Regions from separate parts of the Homo sapiens genome. Here regions 1 and 3 are each linked to region 2. The links are chromatin loops, found by intact Hi-C in ENCODE. Cell type or tissue: Caco-2. All regions are shown on one strand. Region 1 overlaps YEATS2 (YEATS domain containing 2). Region 2 overlaps MCF2L2 (MCF.2 cell line derived transforming sequence-like 2). Region 3 overlaps ATP11B (ATPase phospholipid transporting 11B (putative)).

Region 1 (8,000 bases), 380 kb after region 2:
ACCGAGCGTGGTGGGTGGCATGCACCTGTAATCCCAGCTACTTGGGAGGCTGAGGCAGGAGAATCACTTGAACCCAGGAGGCGGAGGTTGCAGTGAGCCAAGACTGTGCCACTGCATTTCAGCCTGGGTGACAGAGGGAGACTGTCTCAAAAACAAAAAAACAAAAAACAATGGCTGGGCACGGTGGCTCACGCCCGTAATCCCAGCACTTTGAGAGGCTGAGGCGTGCGTTATCACCTGAGGTCAGATGTTGAAGACCAGCCTGGTCAACTTGGTGAAACTGTCTCTACCAAAAATACAAGAATTAGGTGGACATGGTGTCGGGCTCCTGTAATCTCAACTAGTCAGGAGGCTGAGGCAGGAGAATGGCTTGAACACAGGAGGTGGAAGTTGCAGTGAGCTGAGATCGCACCATTGCACTCCAGCCTGGGCAACGAGTGAAACTCTGTTTAAAAAAAAAAAAAAAAAAAAAAAAGATATCATATAGATGTTTTTCAGCTTGAAACCCAGCCTACCTATCTAAGGAGAATGAATTGTTTTAAGAATAGCCCAAAATCGAAAAAGATTTTAGCTATCAGATAGAGATTAGGATCAACTTAAAAATTCATAGAGCTTGTCGCAGTGGCTCACGCCTATAATTCCAGCACTTTGGGAGGTCAAGGCGGGTGGATCGCCTGAGGTCAGGAGTTCGAGATCAGGCCAACATAGTGAAACCCCGTCTATACTAAAAATACAAAAAATTATTTGGGCGTGGTGGCGGGCGCCTGTAATCCCAGCTACTCGGGAGGCTGAGGCAGGAGAAACGCTTGACCCCGGCAGGCAGAGGTTGCAGTGAGACGAGATCTTGCTATTGCACTCCAGCCTGGGCAACAAGAGCAAAACTCCATCTCAAAAAAATAAAATAAAATTCGTGGTGTTATCGGTGGTTCTAAAATCTGTTAAGTTTATTAACGACTTTCTCAGACTTACCTGGTTATAAGAATCATCTGCTGATAGCTACCTAGGCCACCATCTCAAACTTACTGCATCGGATTCTTCTTGAGATCCCTGGGAATCTGGGTTTTTAATAAGTGTTTCTGCTGATTCATCTACTTAGGCAGCAGATTTAGGAATCATGGTGCTACAGCATCTCATTTGACTTTGAGGCATTCGTAGCCAGAATGACTAAGACAGGCATCCCCAACTGCTTACTAGTGCTCCCACTGTGGTTCTGGCTTCAGGGGTAAGAATTCTGCCAAAATCCCTTAGTAAATCAGTTATTGTCATCTGAACTTCCTACTCAGGCTTGTCGTATATGTACCTCAAAATCTGTTTTGCTTCACATAGGGATATGTGGCTTTACTGATTTCTGCTTTGAATCAACTTAGCATTGCTGTTTATGTTAGAAGCTCTTGGATAAGTTCGTTTCCATTTTTTGCCGCTTTGCATATTGCCAATCCACTCCTCCAGTGATGCTGAACAACTGTACTGACTTGTCACATGGCCACCTACTTAATGGTAAATGTAAGGTTGGAGGAGATAGGTGGGTCTGTGCCACAATGCCCTAAATATGGTTTAAGGGCATCTGAAAAGAAAAACCACAGCAAAGTGTGAAGGAACTGCAGAGAAGCAGTAGTGCGTGAGATGATACCACTGTTTACCCAGGAAATGGAATCCATGATTAGCAGTTGAGATAAGGAGCTGTCTGTGAGTACAGACTGTTCCTGGTTATTGCTGAAGTGCATTCCTAGAAACTATGCCAGAGAACAGGCTGGGTGTGTGGTTCATGCTTGTAATTCCAGCACTTTAGGAGGCTGAGGTGGGCAGATCACCTGAGGTCAGGAGTTCGAGACCAGCCTGGCCAACATGGTGAAACCCTGTCTCTACTAAAAATACAAAAATTAGCCAGACATGGTGGTGTGCACCTGTAATCCCAGCTACTTGGGAGGCTGAGGCAGGAGAATTGTTTGAACCTGGGAGGTCAAGGTTGCAGTGAACTGAGATGACGCCACTGTACTCCAGCCTGGGAGATAGAGCAAGACTCTGTCTAAAAAAAAAAAAAAAGATATGCCAGGAAACAGGAGGGTGGCAAAAAATGGCACTGTTTTACCCTCCATACAACTTTGGGACAACAGAAACACAGCTGATCTTTTTCCTCAAAGTGGGAAGAGGTGCTGCCTTTGACATGAAAAGGGACAACTGAGGAATAAGTAGTTCCATATGGGAAGGAAGCAGTGTGTTAAAGTAGAAGGAGCATGAGCTTTGCAGTTAGAGCTTGTTGCAAATCTCAGATCTCAGCCACTCATTACTGGTGTAACCTGTGCAGGTTCTGAGCCCTGGTCTTTCAGGGTTGTAGAAGAATTAGAGATTGTATATGAAGGACCTACCTAGCACAGAGCAAGTGCTCAGTAAATAGTAACTAATGTGAGTATCAGGCATATCCATGCCTAAGTACCATTGTAATGGTTATCAGTGAGCACTTAACTTGTAAACAGCCATATTTTTTAATATCTGGAGGGAAAATCTCAGATACAGACTCTTCCCCTTCAGTTTGCTGAAGTAAATTCTGACTTGCCACAGGTATGTGTAGGAAACAGGGAGGGCAGAAATAGAAACATTTAATCAAAGCATGAATCGAAGTTAAGTGTATAACAAATACAAAACAATGGGTGTCTGCTTTCTCAAGCTAGCAGGAAATTAGCAACAGAGAGAGAATTATTGAATGGGAAGAGAATGAGGAAAGTCAGTAGGTGAGTTCAGGCTCTAGGCCGAAATACGTTGTGGTTTTTTGGTGGTTGTTGCTCTTGTGGGTTTTTTTGTTTTGTTTTGTTTTATGATCATAACTCACTGTAGTCTCAGCCTCCCTGGGCTCCAGCAATCCCACCTCAGTCTCCCAGGACTACAGGTGATACCACCACACCCAATTAGGTTTTTTGTTTTGTTTTGTTTTCTGTATTTTGTAGAGACTGGTTTTCACTATGTTGCCCAGGCTGGTCTTGAACTCCTGGGCTCAAGCAGTCTGCCTGCCTCAGCCTCCCAAAGTGTTGGGGTTATAAGCATGAGCCACTGTGCCTGGCCAAAGTATGTTGTTTTAAAAAAATAACAAACTAATTTTGGGTAATACAGTCTTATTTAAGAGGTCTTACACCTTCTTAGTGGTGTCCATAATCAGCTGCAGAGTTTTTCCCAACAGAATGCAGATTTCCTCATTCTCCTGTTTTCCAGAAGGAAGGTAGGGAGGTAGTGACAGTCATCTCCCAGGCGGTGTGCACAAGGTGGGTAAGCTCTGCTGGTAAAGACTGCCCTCCAGTGGCTGACTTGGGATACCAGGTTTTTGTTTCTGTTTTGAGACAGCGTCTAGCTCCGTTGCCCAGGCTGGAGTGCAGTGGTGCAGTCTTGACTCACTGCAACCTCTGTCTCCTGGGCTCAAGCTATACTCCTACTTCAGCCTTAGCTGGGATCGCAGGCCCACACCACCACGCCCAGCTAATTTTTTTTTTTTGAGCTGGAGTCTTGCACTGTCGCCCAGGCTGGAGAGCAGTGGCGCCATCTCGGCTCACTACAACCTCCGCCTCTTGGGTTCAAGTGATTCTCTTGACTCAGCCTCCCAAGTAGCTGGGATTACAGGCACCCACCACCATGCCTAGCTAATTTTTTTGTATTTTTAGTAGAGACAGGGTTTCACTATGTTGGCCACACTGGTCTCAAACTTCTGACCTTGTGATCTGCCCGCCTTGGCCTCCTGAAGTGCTAGGATTACAGGTGTGAGCCATTGTGCCCGGCCATTTTTTTTATTTTTTAATAGAGACGGGGTTTTACCATGTTCATCACGCTGGTCTCAAACTCCTGACCTCTAATGATCCGCCCACCTCGGCCTCCCAAAGTGCTGGGATTACAGGCATGAGCCACCACGCCCGGCAGGATACCAGGTTTTACTGGGTTCTTGGAGAAATTACGTGTCATATCCTGAAAACTCTGAAGCACTTGGCACAAGAAAGGAAAAGCAAGTCAGGTGCATGTAATGTGGGGAAAGAAATTGAAGTAGGTCTAAAAATGTGTGTATTGTTTTCCCTAAGTTATTTGCTTTCTTTGTTTAGGAACATAAAAGTAGATTCTGTGTAATTTAACTTGTGAAATAGGTTATTTGATATGTTTGGGAGGTTTGAAGACTGCTATCTTAGTTAAGAGAAAAGTTCAACTACTGCAACAGAGAAATCTGAACACCAGAACTTTAAGTAAGTTTATTTCTCATACAGTCATCGAGAATCTAGATCCCTGGCTTTCCTTTTTTTGCTCTGACATTCTCAAAATTTGGCTTTCGGCTTGTGGACTAAGAAAACACTTCATCTCATACCTCCACGTTCACGCTTCTTGCCAAGAGGAAGGGAGCAGGGGGAGGGAGAGCTGAGGGCAGACAGAGCCCGAAAGTCGCTCTCACTTCTGCACACATCCCGTTAGCCAGAAAGCAAATGGCCACGCCTAGGTCTGGGAGGGCTGGGAAATAGAGTTGTGATTCCATGTGGCCATTGCCCCAGCTGAAAACTGGGGGCTCTGTTACTATGAGAGGAGAAGGAAATAATAGATATTGGGGTTCAACTAGCAGTTTCTGCCACACTCCCAAAAAGTTTTGCTACATTAAGAAGGGTTTTTTTTTTCTTTCATAAATATACAGAAAAGTTCTTGATCAGTAAGAAGGGTTTCCGTATTTCCACATCACTGGGAGGATGACCCTGCCCTGCTCTGTGGCTACAGAAACTCTACAGGTCCCCTGCAGAATGAAGTTCATGCAGTTAGAACACAGATGAAGGCCAGGTGCCTGTAATCTCAGCACTTTGGGAGGCCGAGACAGGTAGATCGCCTGAGGTCGGGAGTTCAAGATCAGCCTGACCAGCATGGAGAAACCCCGTCTCTACTAAAAATACAAAATTAGCCAGGTGTGGTGGCGTGTGCCCATAATCCCAGCTACTCAGGAGGCAAAGGCAGGAGAATTGCTTGAACCCAGGAGGCGGAGGTTGCGGTGAGCTGAGATCGTGCCACCGCACTCCAGCCTGGGCAACAAGAGCAAAACTCCGTCTCAAAAAACAACAACAAAACAGAGATGTAGATGTGGGTAATAAGGGGTATTTCAACCAAACCAGGAGAGCCGGGGGTGATTTCTTGTCTTCATTCTAGGTTAACTTGCTTTTTAAAATTGGTTCTTTTATTCTGTTTCTTCTTTTCTTCTCTCCTTAAACATACAGAAAAGTAGGGAGAAGAGTGTGATGAATCCCACATGCCTATTACCCAGTTTTAACAATTACCAGCATTTTACTCATCTTAATTTATCTCCCTGGAATATTTTAAAGTAGCAGGCGGATCCCCATGTTGTATAATTCACTCAAGATTAATTTGTTTCACCTGCTGAATCCAGAGGTTAAGATCAAGGTCTCTGCCTTGGCCGAATGCGGAAGACAGCCACAAATGTCTGTCCTTTGGCTGTCCTTTGCTGGTCTCCACATCCCCTTGTGGATTATTATTCTTCAGTTGAAGTGTTGTGATGAGCAGCAACAGCTGTCATGTTAGCTAGGCATCCTATATACTTTTTCTCATTTTGCTTCATGATTCGGAGGGTAAATGTTACCCATATTTTATAGATGAGGGGATTGATGGTAAAACTCAAGAGAGGTTAAATAACTTACCTAGCTACTAACTAAAAATAACTAACCTGGAAAACCAGATCTGTCTGCTTACCGAAACCTGCACTGTTTCCTCTTTGTGACGCTATAGTTTATAATATTTGATTAAGGGACTGTTTTCATTTTATTTATTTATTGTTTAGACAGAGTCTTGCTCTGTCGCCAGGCTAGAGTGCAGTGGCACGATCTCAGCTCACTGCAACCTCCGACTCCCAGGTTCAAGCGATTCTGCTGCCTCAGCCTCCCGAGTAGCTGGGGTGCCCACCACCACGCCCAGCTCATTCCTTGTAATTTTAGTAGAGATGAGGTTTCACCATGTTGGCCAGGACAGTCTCAATCTCTTGACCTTGTGATCCGCCCGCCTCAGCCTCCTAAAGTGCTGGGATTACAGGCGCGAGCCACCATACCCAGCCAAGGGACTGTTTTCTTTATATCAGCTATATTATCCAACTGCATGGTAAATGTATTTTACTGAACTCACAGTCTTTGAACAGAAACCGTGTATGGTATAGTAATATTTTAATTTAAAACTTCTGGCCGGGTGCGGTGGCTCACACCTGTAATCCCAGCACTTTGGGAGGCCGAGGCGGGCGGATCACGAGGTCAGGAGATCAAGACCGTCCTGGCTAACACGGTGAAACCCCGTTTCTACTAAAAATACAAAAAATTAGCTGGGCGTGGTGGCGCCTGTAGTCCCAGCTACTCGGGAGACTGAGGCAGGAGAATGGCATGAACCCGTGAGGCGGAGGTTGCAGTGAGCCGAGATTGCGCCACTTCCTGGGTGACAGAGCGAGACTCCGTCTCAAAAAAAAACAAAAAACAAAAAAACAAAAATTTCCTACTTATCAGTTGAATATGCTTTATCATTTCATTCTACCTTCTAAATAATCTTATTTTAAAATTTAGAAATACTCTAAAATTCCAGTAACATATGTAGAGAATTAAGTAATCAATACCCCCATATCCTCCACCCCAAATTTACTTATTCATGTTTACTTCAGATCTTTTTTCTCCAAATAAAACATTTCTGATAAAGTTGAAGTCCACTTTGTTCTTCCCAGAGGCAACAAGCACTGTCATGGCTTTGATGTGTAGCCTTCCACTCCATGCGCTTATTACATGAATACATAGTCATAGGAAACGTGATGTTGTTTGTGTTTTGAAGGTTTACGTAAAAGATATTCCTACTTACATTTTTCTGCAACTCCCTTTTCGCTTTCTTATTTTTCCAGTCTGTTTACACTAATATATCACTAATATATATAATTCTAGTTCATTTATTTTTAGTATGACCTTTCGTTGTCTGTTTTATGCCACAGTTTGTCCATTCCTCTATCTGTAGACGTTAAGAATGTTGTTGCATGCTGCAGACATTAAGGTTGCTAACAGTTTTTGGTAAAAATAATGCTATGTTGGGCATTGTTGTATATGTTCCCTTGAACGCATGTATGTTTCTCTAGGATATATTCCTAAAAACAATTCCTACTATACGGGGGTATGTGAATTTTCAGTTTTAGCAGATGGGCCAGTGCCTCTCTGGAATGGCTGTCCAAATTTATCTTCCTACCAACAGTGAGCACAAATTCCTATTTTCCCCACAGCCTCTAGTAACTTCTTGGTTTTAAACTCTTTTTCCCCCAATCTGATGGGTGAACAGCACTTCCTATTTTGTCTTTTTTGCCTTAAGAAGGTAGATCATTTGCATTTCTTCCAACCTTGTGGAAGTCTGTTCATCTAGTTTCTGGTGAGAAGTTCTTTTTATGAAATAAGGTGCTGGGAGTGGGAAACACTGCTCCAGTTTGCCATTCATTCAGTGTTTAATTTAACATCCTACTGTTGACTTTGTTTTAAAAACACTCCTGAGTATTTTCTTAAAAGAATTCATTTTACTTTTGGAACTAGATACTTCTAATTTTCATTATTTGGGTACTGGGGTCTTTTTTTTTTTTAATAGTTAAATATTATTCTTGCCTTTTTTTTTTTTTTTTTTTTTTCTTTTCTTAGGGTCTTGCTCTGTCACCCAGGCTGGAGGGCAGTGGTGTGATCACGGCTCAGTGCAGCCTTGAACTCCTAGGCTCAAGGGATCCTCCCCTGCCTCAGCCTCCTGAATAGCTGGGACTACAGATGTGTGCCACTGTACTGGCTAATTTTTTTTTTTTTTTTTTTTTTTTTTTAGACAGAGTCTCACTCTGTCACCCAGGCTGGAGTGCAGTGGCATGATCTTGGCTCACTGCAACCTCCACATCCTAGGTTCAGGGGATTCTCCTACCTCAGCCTCCAGAGTAGCTGGGACTACAGGTGTGTGCCACCATGCCCAGCTAATTTTTGTATTTTTAGTAGAGATTG
Region 2 (8,000 bases):
TAACAGCTTTCATCTAATAATATTCTTCCTCTTTGCAGTTTCACAACTATGGGAAGTTTCAGAGAAATGTGCATTCAGAGAATTTGCGTCTTTGAAAAGCTAAATTAAGATGCATTATAACACTGTAGTAATTGCATAATCAACATTTGCTGAGGGACTGGCTAAAACATTTCAAGGAACTGAAATACCCTAAAATATTCACTAGAATGTGATTATGCCATTTAATTTCACCTTTTATTATTATTATTATTATTATTATTAGATGGAATCTCGCTCTGTCACCCAGGCTAGACTGCAGTGGTGTGATCTCCGCTCACTGCAACCTCCGCCTCCCAGGTTCAAGCAATTATTGTGCCTCAGCCTACCGAGTAGCTGGGATTACAGGCACATGCCACCACGCCCAGCTAATTTTTGTATTTTTAGTAGAGACGGGGTTTCACCATGTTGGCCAGGCTGGTCTCGAACTCCTGACCTCAACTGATCCGTCTGCCTCGGCCTCCCTAAGTGCTGGGATTACAGGCGTTGAGCCACCACACCCGGCCAATTTTACCTTTTTATAGTTGACTGTATTAAAGCCATCCTCACCTAAATGAAAAAAGGTGAAGTTTTCTTCTACCTTGGTTACTACCAATACTGAACAGCAGAGAGGCCCTAAGGTTAACTGTGCACACCCACCTACTGTTGAATATTAGTCTTAAGAGGCAGAAGCATCAAGGAAACAGAGCTGGACTTAACTGTGGGGCAACCTACAACATGGCATCTAGTGCCACCTTCTGAGGAAACGCGGTAATGCAATAGGAAGAAAGAATAATTATTCCAAAGTCCAGTGCATTCCTTGAATGCAAGGAATACAAACAACCCCAAATTATTTGGTACTAAGTAAAATGATAACTTAAAATAAACTTTACTCCTCCTACTATGATTTTGTACCTTTTCATTAAGTGAAAGACAAATAGTTTTAGTGCAGAAAACATTAAGCGCTTGGGGTACATAAGGTGATTGCTGAAAGGGCCCTGGTGATAGCTGGCATGAAGGCTTCATGCACAGGTGAATTGAGAATACAGGAAATCCTACAGGAAGATGGCAAAGACCAATGATGGGGAAGGTTGCAAAGCATCTTCCTACTGCTCTTTGCCTTCCAGTATCTATTTTCCCTTTCTCCTCTACACAAGGTTTTAACTGGGGAAATGGCAGAACCATTCCCTGGTAAGCACTTTGGAAATCTCAGGGCCTAGGATACTAAATGACCCATTCTCCATAATAAAACAAAGAATTGCCCCACATGCTACGTGACTTCCAAATGTCTTACCAGAGGCTTAATTTAAGTGAAAAATCCATTTAAAATGCTCTGAACCTAGACTCTGTTTTTACAAATAATCATAAAGAATTTTTATATTTATTTATTTATTTTATTTATTTATTTATTTATTTTTTGAGATGGAGTTTCACTCTTGTTGCCCAGGCTGGAGTGCAATGGCACGATCTCGGCTCACCACAACCTCCGCCTCTCGGGTTCAAGCGATTCTCCTGCCTCAGCCTCCCAAGTAGCTGAGATTACAGGTATGCACCACCACACCCGGCTAATTTTGTATTTTTAGTAGAGATGGGGTTTCTCCGTGTTGGTCAGGCTGGTCTCTTAACTCCCGACCTCAGGTGATCCGCCCACCTCGGCCTCCCAAAGTGCTGGGATTGATTACAGGCGTAAGCCACCATGCCCGGCCAAGAGGTTTTTTTTTAATCTTAATAAAGTCACTCCAGGTATCTGATCACCCCACCACATCCCAGCATTTGCACCCATCACATTTTTGGTGACTCCAAATTGAGGGGCAAGCACCTCTTTCATTATTCTCATGTAGCTAGACATGCATGTGGAAATACATACTATTGAAAGATATGTTACTTTACTATAATTAGTTTCCTTTGATTCCTCCTTTACAGTTCCTTATATTTTATTTTTTAATTTTTAAAAATATGTGCATAGGTAGGTGTGGCTGTTCACCTAAGTTTTCCCTTCCTGGGCATATAGCTACACTACATTTCCCAGCTTCCCTTGCTGTTAAGTTTGTTCAAATGACTGTGACAAGTTCAAGTCAATGGAATGTGCTGTATGCTATCTCTGAGCTGAGAATTTTAAGAAGCACTATGCTCCTTCCATGTTCTCTTAGCCTGTCTGCTCCCCAGACACGCATAACAACAATAAGAACCAGAAACTCAAAGGAGCCTTCATTCCTGAACCTCCACATGGAGAAAAGTTGTCTGCTGACCAGGAACATACATGCAGAACTGGTAAAAGAGTAAGAACTTAATTTCTGTTATGTGTGTTTTGAAACCGCCTTTTCAAAATCATGACTGAGACAGTGAAAGGGATCTAACTTAACCCACTCCATCTTGCTTCTAACATCCAAGCTCTCCTTGTTCATTCCTGGGCGTAGGCTGAACTAACTTTGGGAGAAATTTAGTTTAGTTTAAACAAACATGGTAACAGCCCTTTCCTAAAGCAGACCTCCATCTTGCCTGGGGATTAGATTGCCTTTGTAGGACTAATATTAGCCACAAGATTAGAAATGATGGTTTAGGAGTCATGCAGCTGGAGGCTGCAAGGTCCTGACCCTCCCTAAACTGCTCCTAAGATCAGTGCTTGAGATATTTTGCAAACCCTGCACTTGATGGATCAGCTGGCACCATCCAGATCAATAAATGGGTTTACCTGATCTGTGGCCCCCCGCCCAGGAACTGACTAAGCACAAGAAGACAGGTCCGACTCCCTGTGATTTCATCTCTGGCCAATCAGCACTCCTGGCTCACTGGCTTCCCCCCACCCACCAAGTTATCCTTAAAAACTCTGTTCCCTGAATGCTTGGTGAGACTGATTTGAGTAATAACAAACCTCCAGTATCCCACACAACCGGCTCTGCATGAATTACTCTTTCTCTATTGTAATTCCCCTGGTTCTGTCTGGGCAGCAGGCAAGGTGAACCCCTAGGGTGGTTACAGTTGGAGCTCTATACTCTTTGGAGTATATTCGTTGTAGTTGTTGAGCCCACCCTTGCAGATATAGTATCTATAAATTTTATGTTAGGATGGCAGAGGGCAATACAAATCATTTGTTATAAAAAGGAGATATTCAGTCAAACATGACTGAGAACCTTCCCTCTCACCTGCACTACCGAATCCAACAGCCACTAGACACATGTGATTATTAAGCACTTGAAATGGAACCAGTCCAAATTGAGATATGCTGTAAGTATAAAACACAAACTAGATTTCAAAGACTTAGAATAAAAAAGGTAAAATCCCAAAAATGTTGAATATCGAGTACATGTGGAAATATTATTTTAGATATGGGTAAATTTAAAATATATAATTAAAATTCATTGTATCTGTTTATTTTAACCTTTTTAATATGGTTACCATAAAATTTTAAAGTACATGTGTGGCCCACACTGTATTTCTATTAAACAGTCCTGCTCTAGATGTCGCCCCTTGGTTCTCACCTCCCAGGTTTCAGGTCACTAGCTCCATATGTAAGCTAGGAGTTGGGGCTCCGATCTCTTCCTTGGTTTGACATTTTCCATTGTTTCAGTTAGGAGCCTCCCACTCACCCCTGGGAGCCCTACCCTCCACCAAACCTGGGCTTCATTGGTGTGTATGAGGTGAAACTGGGGACTCTACAAGCCTAAGAGTATTGAGCAGTTGATTTCTTCATCAATTATTTTCAAAAGGATTCAAGCTGCCACAAGAGACAGGCAGAGAAAGGGAGCAAAGAGGGAGAGAAAGTGAAAGAGAGAGATTCAGTTCACAATAATTCCAAGTGGGAAACAACCATCAAGATAAATATAAAAGGACAATTCCTTATAATTAAAGGAAAGGAGCTGTGGCAAACGTTGATTGATGGCTAATTCACTCCCAGTCCCCTTTTCCCTGACCACCGTCTCCTGTGGCAGTTAGAAAGCTAAATGCTTGCCTTCTGAGATTCTCTTGCTGCCAGGGAATGGCTGTGTGACAGAATTCTGGAATGAGACATAAGCAGAAGGCAGCCAAGAGTTTCTACAAACAGAACCAAAGAAGCCAGCATTTTCCTTCTCCTTCTTCCTGCTTTGGACACTGACCTAATGTCTGGAATTGCAGCAGCCACCTTGAATCAAGAGTTGACAAATAAGAAGAAAACATCAAGAGAATCATAAAGATGTCAGCCTTAATGTCATTGAGCCACTGATCCAATACCAAGAGTTTCTATCGTCAGACCTCGTTATGCAATTTAAAAAACAAACCAACAAGTCTCAGAGGCTAAGTTCCCTTGTAGTCAGATACCATGCTGAGTGAAACTTTTCTTCTTACAGATGAAAAACTGGGGTTTGGAGCCACCTACTGGTTGTGTTGGAATGTGAACCCAGAATTGTCTGGGTCCAAAGCCCAGAGTGTTTCCACCACACTAACCTGCTTATACTCTCTTGTTTCCTAGCTAAGCCCTGAATTTAGAAATATCCCAAGTTCACTGTGAACATGCAGGTGTCTTCCAACGTCAGAGCTACCAGAGGCCCCAGCCCTGGTCAATATCCAATTCCCGCTGGTGGCCCTGCTCACAGGCTTCGCATCCAGAGGCCGCAAACCATCGGGCCACAAATCTGGGTCAGGCTTCATGTAATGAGCCTCTGCTCTTCTACCAGCCGTGGGAACACATGCACAGTTCAGCAGACCAGGCAGCTAGGGCTGCATTGAGGGAAAGGCTCTATCCTCTCCTTCACAGCCTTCCCGGTTGACAGGGTCTCTGGCTCCTTCCAGAGATCAGTGAAATTGGTAGAAAATTTTGTAGGGAAAATCTTTACCTTACTTGCCTGAATCAGGAAAAGGAAGCTGCTATGAGTTGAGGCTGAGGCTGCAGCTCTTAGGCTACCACAGCCATGGGAAAAGACCTAATTAGAGAGATTTCTGTTTTACAGCAACAACTATACAGGCCCCCACAACAGCCTCCTTGCTGACACTTGCTGTTTCTGCCAGAATAAGAGAGATGGTTAAAGATGAAAAGCAGGCCTCTGATTCCAAACAAAGTGCTGACTCAGAGAGACCCACGGCTGCCGCTATTCTTGCAGACTTGCAAGGCTGTAATTACTATCACAGCGAATCCATGCTTCTGCTTCATAAGAAAGGCAAATTTGGGCCAGACACTCTGGCTCACGCCTGTAATCCCAGCACTTTGGAAGACTGAGATGGAAAGACTGTTTGAGCCCAGGAGTTCCAGACCAGCCTGGGCAACATGGCAAAACCCCATCTCTACAAAAAATTTAAAAATTTTGGGCATGATGGTGTGCGCCAATGCCTGCCTGTAGTCTCAGTTAACTCAGGAGGCTGAGGTAGGAGGATCACTTGAGCCTGGGAGGTCAAGGCTGCAGTGAGCCAAGACGGTGCCACTGCACCCCAGCCTGGGCAACATAGCGACACCATGTCTCAAAAAAAAAAAAAAAGCAAAGAAAAAAAGAAGACAAACTTAAATGACAAAAGGAACTCAGAAATGAAGGGTTATCTTTATTATGGTCAAAGTACCTTCCTAAAGCAGAAGTGTCTTCTGCGCCCAGTGTGTGTTTCCACAGTTCTCTGTTCTACGTTAGGGAGTGACAATTATCTCTATTCCTGACTCAATGGTGGCATTGTATACCATATTTATTGTGAGCATGACATTGGTTCCTTATAAAAATTATCTTACTTGTAATAGAACCCCAAAATAAACATTTTATAGAACTATAAAAAGATATCAGAAAAAAAGAGAAACACTTATTCAGCAGTTGCAATACTAAGTGTTTTTCATACATTATGTCATTTAATCCTCAAAATTACTGGCTGGGTGTGGTGGCTCATGCCTGTAATCCCAGCACTTTAGGAGGCTGAGGCAGGTGGATCACCTGAGGTCAGGAGTTCGAGACCAGCCTGGCCAACATGGTGAAAGCCCATCTCTACAAAAACACAAAAATTAGCCGGGCATGATGGCGGGTGCCTATAATCCCAGCTACTCAGGAGGCTGAGGCAGGATAATCACTCGAACCTGGGAGGTGGAGGTTGCAGTGAGTTGAGATCGTGCTATTGCACGCCAGCCTGGATGACAGAGCAAGACTCCATCTCAAAAAAAAAAAAAAAAAAAAAAAGAAGTTACAATAACCCCATCATACAGATGAGGAAACTGAGGTTTAGAGAAGTAAGTTGCCCAAGGTGATGCTGCTAGTAAGTACAGAATCCAAATTCATATCTGGAGCTGTCTGATACCAGTTCATGTTTTTTTCTATATTGCCTCTAAGTCATAAGAACAGAAAGAAAGGCCTCAATAATACTCAAAGGAGATAAATTTGGATCATAAATGTATTAATTAATCTGTCACTAGACTGATTCCTGAGATGAGCCATTGTGTAATTATATAAGCCAGAATCATGCATTGAGGCCTCAGAGCTTTAGTCTAAGGCTCTAGGAATCTACCTGACCCCAGCCCACCCTGTCATCCATTCCAGACCTTGAGCTGCATGGTGGTCTCGGGGCCTTCTGTGGTAGGGCAACAGTTTCCAGGAACCCAGAGAACAGACCCCATTCTGCCTTTTGTCTTGCGCAAGCCCAGACTCACAGTGGGAAGCCATGAGACTGTGCCTTCAGGAGGCTGGTTAGGTCCTCCCACAGGGGCCAATGGTGCCTAACTAGGCATCTGGGGAGCAGGGAGACCACCGGCCTCGCAGAATAGACCACAGGGACTTGGATATTTTTGTACTGAGCACCTTTTATGTTCCAGTCTCTGATCTAAGCATTGGCAATACAGACAGAAAGAAGAAAAAGGAGGACCCTGTATTTATGGAGCTTTCAGTGACTATGTGCGCAGTGACTGATATGGCGGAAAGACCAGAGAATTCCCCCAGAATGTCCTGGATTGTGTAAGATGTGGTCACCCAGGAGGCAATGCTGGGGTGGGGAGAAATATCCCAATAATAACTGAGTTCGCATCTCCTTCAAATCAGTGGGATGAGGAGCTTGGAGCAGATTAAATGTGATTTGGAGAAAAGAAAGAGATGTGACTTTTTTTTTAATATCCCATGTTGTAGAATAAAATTCACACCAACTACATATTCTCTCTGTGATGTAACTAAGATGGCTTTGTTGTTTTTTTCAGAACAGATGTAAAAGTTGAAAAGAGTAACTTGCCACTTTATCCCTCCATGTTATATACTAAGGATATCTAATGTCACCACTTCATTCTCCTAAGTTGGGTCTAACCATAATTTGGGGTTTGGCATGTACTTCTAGTTTTAGTAATTAAAGTCATGTCACCTTTGGCTGAGCGAATAAGAAAGAACAGTATTCAAGTCATGACAACCTTTCAGGGTTGTGTCTAGGCTCAAAAAATGCTAGACTTTTAGTCAGAACAGCCTCTCTTCATTCCCAATCAAATGCTTGATGGAAATCCCTTAAATGAGCTAAGAGTAAAAGACAATTCTCCCAGAGAACAAACAACCTCAGCAACGCTCGGGAACCCTTAGAACTAAGACCTTTGTAAGGCTGAATCTTGGAAGAACATCCAAAGGAACATTGGAAGAACATCATGGTGGCAGCTGATGTCAGTAGTTGTCTCTTTTTCTTTCCTCAAAATCTTTTCAGCTCTGTTATTTACAACCACAAAGAAATGTGCTCCTTTGGGAAAGATCAGATTGCACCAAACAGCAAAGGGAATAATATGTATGAGATCCCACCCTCTTCTGGCAGGATAGGCCTCAGCCTGTTCTAGTCCCGGGTGAAGCCTAAGGGGTGAGTGAGATTTGAGTATAACATTCCTCAAGGTTCAAGAGGCTGGACCTTCCCATCAAGACCCCCCCATCAAAATCTGGAAATGCAAATGAATGTGCCCCTTACCTGAAAGAATGGCAAATTGTCTGTGAAGTTGTTCTATTATCTCCACCGCCATCAGGGGTCTGACTTCCTGCTGCATAATTTCATCTGCACAAATGAAATACAAAGTGGGTTAGTTAAACATG
Region 3 (8,000 bases), 480 kb before region 2:
TTTTAGTTTCGTTGTTTTCCTTTTTTGTGGTCTTTACATTTTTCATATGTCCATCCCTGAAAATTTTGTCAATCTCTCTTTAGAGTTCCAAAGATAAATCAGACTTCACCTCACATTCTAAGCTGTGAAGATATTCTCACAACCTATTGTCTTACATTCAAGAAAATACTCCTTTTTACTTCTCCTTTTGAAAATGTCATGCTATTTCTGTTATCTCTGAAATCATTTTCCCCCTTGAAGTTGTAGTTGTGTATCATTTACCCATCTTAATATAGTTGGATACTGAATTACTTATCTAAGTCACCTCTTAAGTTGAATGATCAAAGAGTAGGGTGCTTAGACTTAGTACTGAGAAATTTTCTGCTGACTGCTGCTATTCAACAAACTTTCCATTCTTTTCATAAATTTTTTCTTTGAGACAGGGCCTCATTCCATCTCCCAGGCTAGAGTGCAGTGGCACGATCATGGCTCACTGCAGCCTCGACCTCCCGGGCTCAAGCGGTCCTCCCACCCTCGACCCCTCTCCCCCAGTAGCTGGAACTACAGGTGCATCCCACCATGCCCAGGTAGTTTTTTGTATTTTTTGTGGAGACTGGGTCTCGCCGTGTTGCACACACTGGTCTCAAACTCCTGGGCTCAAGCGATCTACCTGCCTCAGCCTCCCAAAGTGCTGGGATATAGGCGTGAACCCCCACACCTGGCTCATAAATTTTCATAGTTGTATCTGTTTTAAAAAAAAAAAAAAGAAGAAGAAGAAGAAGGCCGGGCATGGTGGCTCACGCCTGTAATCCCAGCACTTTGGGAGGCTGAGGCGGGTGGATCATGAGGTCAGGAGACCGAGACCATCCTGGCTGACACGGTGAAACCCCGTCTCTACTAAAAATACAAAAGCAAAAATTAACTAGGTGTGGTGGCGGATGCCTGCAGTCCCAGCTACTCGGGAGGCTGAGGCAGGAGAATGGCATAAACCTGGGAGGCGGAGCTTGCATTGAGCTGAGATGGCACCACTGCACTCCAGCCTGAGCGACAGAGTGAGACTCCGTCTCAAAAAAAAAAAAAAAGAAAGAAAGAAGAATTGATGAGAGCTTGATTTTCTCTTCTCTCGAGGAATAACCCTGACAACCATTTCGAGACCTAATAGGGATATGCAGAATATTTGGATTGGTAGTAATGATGGAGGATAAAATTTCCTGCCACTAATAATTGTATTATTTGGACTAATTGCTATTTTATTTATTGTAATTACTAGTCAAGAAAGTGCTGTTGTCTCATATGGGAGAAGCAGTGATGAAACTTTGTAACAAAGCCACTTGAAAATTGTAAATCTTTTAACCACACTATAAATCAGACCCTGGAACAGGTAGAATAATTTGAAGAATCTGGACTATTCTATAAGATACAGTTTTAAATTAGATTAGTGGATTACCCTAAATGAAAAATTAATCAACTCTGTTATTAAATATCATCAGTTGAAAAGATATTCAAAAGAATCCTGAATTTTTGTGTGTTTTGGTATGCTTCATATGATTATATTTACAGTATATTTCTGTTGCATTGTGCCTTGCTATAGAAAGATGTTTAGGCTTTTTTAATAGGCTCTGATTGAGCGCCAAAGAAAGCTCATGTGAAGAGCTTGCTGCTGCCTAGGATTTATGTTATGCCTTGGATAGTCTACAAAGCAGATAATCTCCTAAGACCTGACTAAAACTATAAAATTGTGTCCTCTGTAATAAAAGGTCCCCACACATTTAAGTTCTAGTGGATATTTCATATGATGTGGATCTGGTACTGCTTTGCTTTAATATGTCCATTAAATGTACAGTACAGCTGAGAATTGGGTTCTTAGAATGTTCCCATTAAATAACAGGAGCCTTATTATGGTGACTTTTGCCAAGGAATGATAAGTGAATTCTCTCTTACAGCCTGTGACATTAATTTACCGTCTGCATTAAATTTGGGGATTTTATCATTTTTCACAGGTATTAATTTCTTCCTCACCTAAATTACAAATTCCTAGTCATATGTTGTTATTTATGTAACCAGTAGAATACATTAAAACAAAAGGCCCTTAGTCCTCTTTCAAACTAAGAATAAGCCAGATTATTAAAATAAATTTACCGAATCAATATAATTCTCATATTATTATTTTCTTTTTTTTTTTTTTTTTTTTTTTTTGAGCTAGACATAGGGTCTCACTCTGCTGCCCAGGCTGGAGTGCAGAAGCACCATCTTGGCTCAATGCGACCTCCACCTCCTGGGTTCAAGCAGTTCTCCTGCCTCAGCCTACAGACGGGCTGGGACTACACACGCAGCTAATTTTTGTATATTCAGTAGAGACAGGGTTTCGCGTTGTTGGCCAGGCTGTTCTCAAACTCCTGGCCTCAAGTGATTCACCTTCCTTGCCTCCCAAAGGTCTGGGATTACAGAAGTAAGCCACCGCACCTGGCCCATATTCTTAGGTATGTAATACATACAGAAATCTCCTTCTCTTAAGAAATCCCTAAAAGACAGTATGGAAGTATTTTATAACAATCTTTCTAAGTTGTTTATTTTACTTAGAGGGAAGGAGAGAGGAAAGGGAGTTTAGAAGAGTGAATATGAGCTTGAAGAATGTTTTGGAGAAACAGGCCTTGAGTAAGATATACCAGTTACCCAGATTTCATCACTACCTGGCTATCTCCATTGCAGTTCTGAATTATGAGATGAAGCTCATTACTTGTTTTAGAGATTTTATGATTCTTAATCAGATTTGAAAATCAGTAACATTTGATGACTTGATTTTACATTAAAAAGAAAAACATTTCCTTAAACACAAACCTCTTCTTTTTTCATTTTTGTTTTTAAAATTAGAGTTTAAGCCTTCTTTCCAAATAACTCCTTGAAGGCCATGCAAGGTGCTCACTTTGATTATCCAGTATATAGAACACCTTTAAGGGCAAAAGACCTAGCATGGTTAATTGTTTGACAGTTATTATCTAAACTTTAAAAAACAAAAACCTTTATTTGATTTGATAGAATGTCATAGGTGTGACTAAAAAATGTTAGAAATGTGAGACATTTTTCTAAAATTTATAAGATTTAAGGAAGGTTGTAAGGTTTCAGGAAAATATTTTGTATAAGCAATAAGAAATGTCTTAGTGTTTATTGTCATTGACATGAAAATAATGGAAATAAAAGCAGTGAGCCAGAATTTATTTCAAAAGGCAATTTCTGTGAAGATGAGCATTTTTATTATCTGTGCATAGTCATGTTGAATAGACATAGTTGTTTTGCTTGACAGCCTTTCTAGCACTAAATTATGTGGTCATTCCTGGGAGCAAGTGTGGTGGAAAGTGAGGCTTACCAATCACAACTTCTAGTAAATTAAAAGTTACCTCTTGGTACCACTAGGTGGGGTCTCACTCCCATTACTATGCTTTTTTTTTCTTTTCTATTATTTAAAAGTGGTCTCCCAAAACATGTAATGATTTCCCCCAAAAATGTAATGATTTCCTCTCCTTACTTTGAATGAAATGGGCTCTAAATGCTCCACTCCCATTCTCCTCACCCAATTATACTGGCAACTATGTCTATACAGGTACTCTGGCCCGAGCTCCCAGTTCCTGAATATTGAGATCAAAGATGTATATATGGGAAAGTAGTAGAGCTTGGAGGTTTGCTAGAGAACAGTATAGCATTTTCTATAGATAGCTTTACAGAAACACAGCCAACATTCAGCATTTTAAAAGCAGCTGAGGCTGGCCACGGTGGCTCATGCTTATAATCCTAGCACTTTGGGAGGCTGAGGTGGGCGGATTGTCTGAGCTCAGAAGATTGAGACCAGCCTGGGCAACATGGTGAAACTTCATCTCTACTAAAATGCAAAAAATTAGCTGGGCGTGGTGGTGTGTGCCTGTAGTCCCAGCTACTCAGGAGGCTGAGTCATGAGAATTGCTTGAACCCAGGAGGCGGAGGTTGCAGTGAACCAAGATCACACCACTGCACTCCAGCCTCCAGCCTGGGCAACAGAGTGAGACTCGGCCTCCAGAAAAAAAAAAAAAAAAAAAAAAGCAGCTGAGTTCTTTTTTTTCTTTAGAGAAAAAAGGAAACATATACATACAAACTATATATTCACATATATATACACTTAGTTCAAAAAGTGATCTGAAGAAGTCATTTCTTAAAATTTTTGACATTTCAAGATGTTTACCTTCTCTGTTGGGATGTCCATATTTTAATAACTGTCCTTCAGTTTTAAAGCAAAGGATGGCCAGGCTCAGTAGCTCACACCTGTAATCCCGGCACTTTGAGAGGCTGAGGTGGGAGGACCACTGGAGGCCAGGAGTTTGAGACCAGCCTGGGCCGTATAGTAAGACCCTGTCTCTACTAAAATTAAAAATTAGCCTGACATGATGACGCACACCTGTAGTAGCTACCCAGGAGGCTGAGGTGGAAGGATTGCTTGAGCCCAGGAGGTTGAGACTGCAGTGAGCTAGGATCGATTGTGCCACTGCACTCCAGCCTGGATGACAGAGCAAGACCCTGTCTCTAAAAATAATAAAAATAAGGTGAAAGGTGATGAATGCAAAGCAAGATGATTACCAGGGTCAGATCCAGACCAAGGCAGTGTCTTGCACATATATGGATACTCAAGCGCTGGCTACCTTCTGGGTGTCATCTCGATGAATTTCTCCCAGTTGATTGAGCACCAGCTTTGAGCAAAGCACATGTTGTTAAACTAAAGTGTCAGACAAGATCCTTGCTCTTTTGAGTTTCTGGTTTAGTTCTCTCCAAGTAAATGTGGTGAAGGACCAGTTTGTTATTTTCTTGTTTTGTTTTAATTTCCAGTTTATCTTGAGCCAGTGCTTTTACAAATACAATAAAAATGAATTATAGGAAAATTAAATCTAAAAGATATATAAAATAAGCCCCAATTTTTAAATTATTGAATTTAACAGTTATAAACATACTTTGTCCAACTGCTGTAAAAATTTCTAAGCTCTTATTCTCACAGATTAGAAATGCTTATTTCTTCATGGGCCAGTAATAGTGTTTATGGATCAGCATTGATCTATGGACCACACTGTGAGTCACAACTGGTCTTTTTGCAAGGGGACAGTACCACTCCCTTACACTTAGGCTAAGCTTCTGCGGAATACACACCACACTGCTGCCCACACATAGCCACTCTTTCTCCTCCTTCAGCCTGGAATATCTTTTCCCCCCCATCTCCTGCTATTGAAATGCCCCCCCCCGCTAAGTCCTTTAAGATGTATTTTAAATGCCACCTTTTTCATCAAATCTTCATGCCCTCCCACCAGTACCACTAACAGCAGCTGGGTTTGAGCTTTCCCTCCTGTTTTCTGAGTAGTCTGCCTCTTATAATCATAAGGCAGGAAGTGCTATGGTAAAGGGGTTTGGGCTCTGCAAGCAAAGAAACCAAGATTCAAGCCCCAGATTAAGTGGGTGACCTTGAACAAATTCTTAACGGTTTCCTCATCTGTAAACTGGGGATGATCATGATGCCTATTCCTAAGGGCTGTTTAAGTTTTCAGTGAGACAATCCATGAGAAGCATCTTACATAGTCACTGGGGCATACGTGGTGAGCACTCCACTAATGTAACTGCTGTTGGTATGTCTTCCTGACTTGTCCTCTCTCCCACCTTCTTCCTTACCTTTAGCTCACCGGATTGAGCACAGGGTTACTATCCCCTGTGGAAAGTGGCACAGTACCTTGCTCAATAAATAGAAGTTTAAGTGCTTGTGCCAATTAAGTGATACAAATAAGCAGTGAAATAGAATCAGAGAAAGAGATGACTCATAGTTGGAGAGGTGAGGGAAGTTAATGGAGACGGTAGGATTTAAGCTGAACGCTGATGTAGGGGTCAGCATTCTGACCCTGATTGATGGCAGGCCCCGACACGTTGCCCACAGGCAGGGAACATTGGTTGGCTGGAGTGGAGACTGCACCAGAGCATTGGGAAGCAGAGCAGGAAAGGCAGCCTGGGGTCAGGCTGTAAAGGGCCTTCAAGGCTTCATGCGGTGTGGGGCTTTATCCTTTGAGCATGTAGGAGCCCTGGAGTCTGGGTTGCTACAAGGGGTAAATTTGAGATTGGGAAAACTGGAGTCCAGGGACCCAAAGAGAATACTGGAAAACTGATGAAATCCTGTTACCTAAACCAGCATTTCCTAAACTGTTCCTCTGAATATGAATGATCCTCCTGGTGTTGCTTAATATTTGCTGGTTGGTGGGTGGGGGTGTATGGTTTCTCCCACTAAGAAAATGAGTGGAGAATTATGATATCTCAGGCTTCCCCCATGGAGATGACCATGTATCCTGACTTCACAGTCCTCTACTTTAAAAGTCTGTTTAGAACTTTGTTAAATTAGTGTTTCCCAAATTTAATTGAACACTGACCCCCTTTTTTTTTTTCATGAAATGTCTGTAAATATCTTACAAAACACAGTTTAAGAAACTGTGCCCTAAACAATTCTAAACCAAGAGTATTGTAACGAAAGAACAAGTCAAGTTTGGCTCTTTCTCAGTGCTTAGCTGATCCTAGGACACTGTCATCAGGCAGTTGCCAGATAAGAACCATGTTGTTTCACACTGTGTGGTGTTGAATCTTCTGAGCATGGATCTTGCAGGACATCAGCAGTTGTTTACATTCAGAATGCCAGGTTTCTGTTCCATCACGTCCGTCTCTTCTGTTCATTGTGAGCATCTCCACAAACATCCTCTGTTGCCTGCACCCAGCACATGGTGATTCCCAACCTTCGTGGAAGTGCAGCCCTGTATTTATTCTCCTTCTCTATCCTCAAAAGATGTGTTACGTAGGATGTTATATATGTAAAAGAAGGTGAATTGAAATAAGGTGTTTTTTTTTTAAAACAACAGCCCTTGAAAAATTTCGGAGCATCTTTGACAAACAAAACCAGGGTTGGGATTCATCGAGCTACGTGGTCATACCATCTTTCCCCCTCATTTTTACTCAGTTAAAATTGTTAGTCGTGTGGAATAAAATTATCTTGCTGGGCTATTTATGCCTGAATCAACATAAATCTTGCATACTTTCAGAAAGTAATTCAGTTTCAAATCTTGATAGTACTACTTATTCACTTGTTTAATAAATTTTAATTTATTAAACTGTCAGCTAACTGTTACAAAGCAGGATGAGCTGATGATGGGATGATTGCCACTTAAAAGTTTTTAGCAATTTATGATAAATGATGCTTTTTTCAAAGATAAGTATGGAGTGGATCTATGTAGAGTGCTTAGAACCTGGCACATAGTAAAGCATACGTAAAGTGTTTGCTGCCATTGTTGTTGTTACTGAACATTGGGGTGAGGTCCTGCCTGATTGTTATTTCCCAGTCTTAAAGATAATTCATACTCCACTTATCTCAATTGTTGGACATTGTTCATTGAAATTGCAGGCTAGACATTTTTAATTGAAATTGCAGGAGCATTTCACCTAAAGAAAAACTCCATGCAGAATTGGAATTCATTACATTCCTGAGTGGTTGATGGAAATCATTTTGACCATAATAAATGATTAAAATGAAACATTAAAAGTAGATTTACATAATATCCAGCTTCTTAATTTATATAATTATTTTACTAGACCTCTAATTTAGGATACAAGGCTTTAAAATAATTTTGGATGGTTATACTCTAGTAAATTAAAGCCTTTCATATGTTTCCCATATTATAGAAAAACATGTAGGTTTATATATGTTACCTTTGATTTGAAAGTGCTTGTTGTAATGTTCTAATGCTTTTCAGAAGTCCATATCTTTAAACAACTGATGTTTTCTGCTTCACCTCCCGCAGCTTACTGAAACAAATGCAGGTATCAAGTGCTTGGACTCCATGTGCTGTTTCCCGGAAGGAGAAGCAGCGTGTGCATCTGTTGGAAGAATGCTGGAACGAGTTATAGGAAGATGTAGTCCAACCCACATCAGCAGGTGTGAAATCTCTCTAAGTAGCCTTTGCTGCAGATGAGTATCCTATCTGGAA

What was found. Peaks named below come from ENCODE experiments on the same cell type or tissue, not always from the same donor. Only the 100,000 strongest peaks of a DNase experiment are listed, where the experiment ranks them.
Region 1: a loop joins it to region 2, with 7 times the contacts of the local background. A loop is called at or near these places in 20 of 110 quality-filtered maps.
Region 3: it touches region 2 in a loop (8-fold over the local background); 21 of 110 quality-filtered maps call a loop at or near these places.

Annotation. Positions count from the first base shown.
Region 1 is chr3:183,763,918-183,771,917 of GRCh38, forward strand. All of the region lies in intron 15 of YEATS2 (YEATS domain containing 2), which reads left to right. Among named protein-coding and RNA genes, the nearest start is that of YEATS2-AS1, 43 kb to the right of the region's middle. In Caco-2, a CTCF peak has its summit at 3,300 (motif pointing left); DNase peaks (open chromatin) are centred at 1,734 and 3,284.
Region 2 is chr3:183,381,818-183,389,817 of GRCh38, forward strand. It overlaps MCF2L2 (MCF.2 cell line derived transforming sequence-like 2), which reads right to left. Exons shown (of 30, transcript NM_015078.4): 2 at 7,879-7,962. Among named protein-coding and RNA genes, the nearest start is that of MCF2L2, 43 kb to the right of the region's middle. In Caco-2, CTCF peaks have their summits at 747 (motif pointing left) and 4,357 (motif pointing left); DNase peaks (open chromatin) are centred at 744 and 4,364.
Region 3 is chr3:182,906,047-182,914,046 of GRCh38, forward strand. ATP11B (ATPase phospholipid transporting 11B (putative)) reads left to right here. Exons shown (of 30, transcript NM_014616.3): 29 at 7,815-7,948. Among named protein-coding and RNA genes, the nearest start is that of DCUN1D1, 70 kb to the right of the region's middle. RefSeq lists a silencer at 7,996-8,000. In Caco-2, CTCF peaks have their summits at 3,432 and 3,633; no DNase peak of the experiment used is centred here.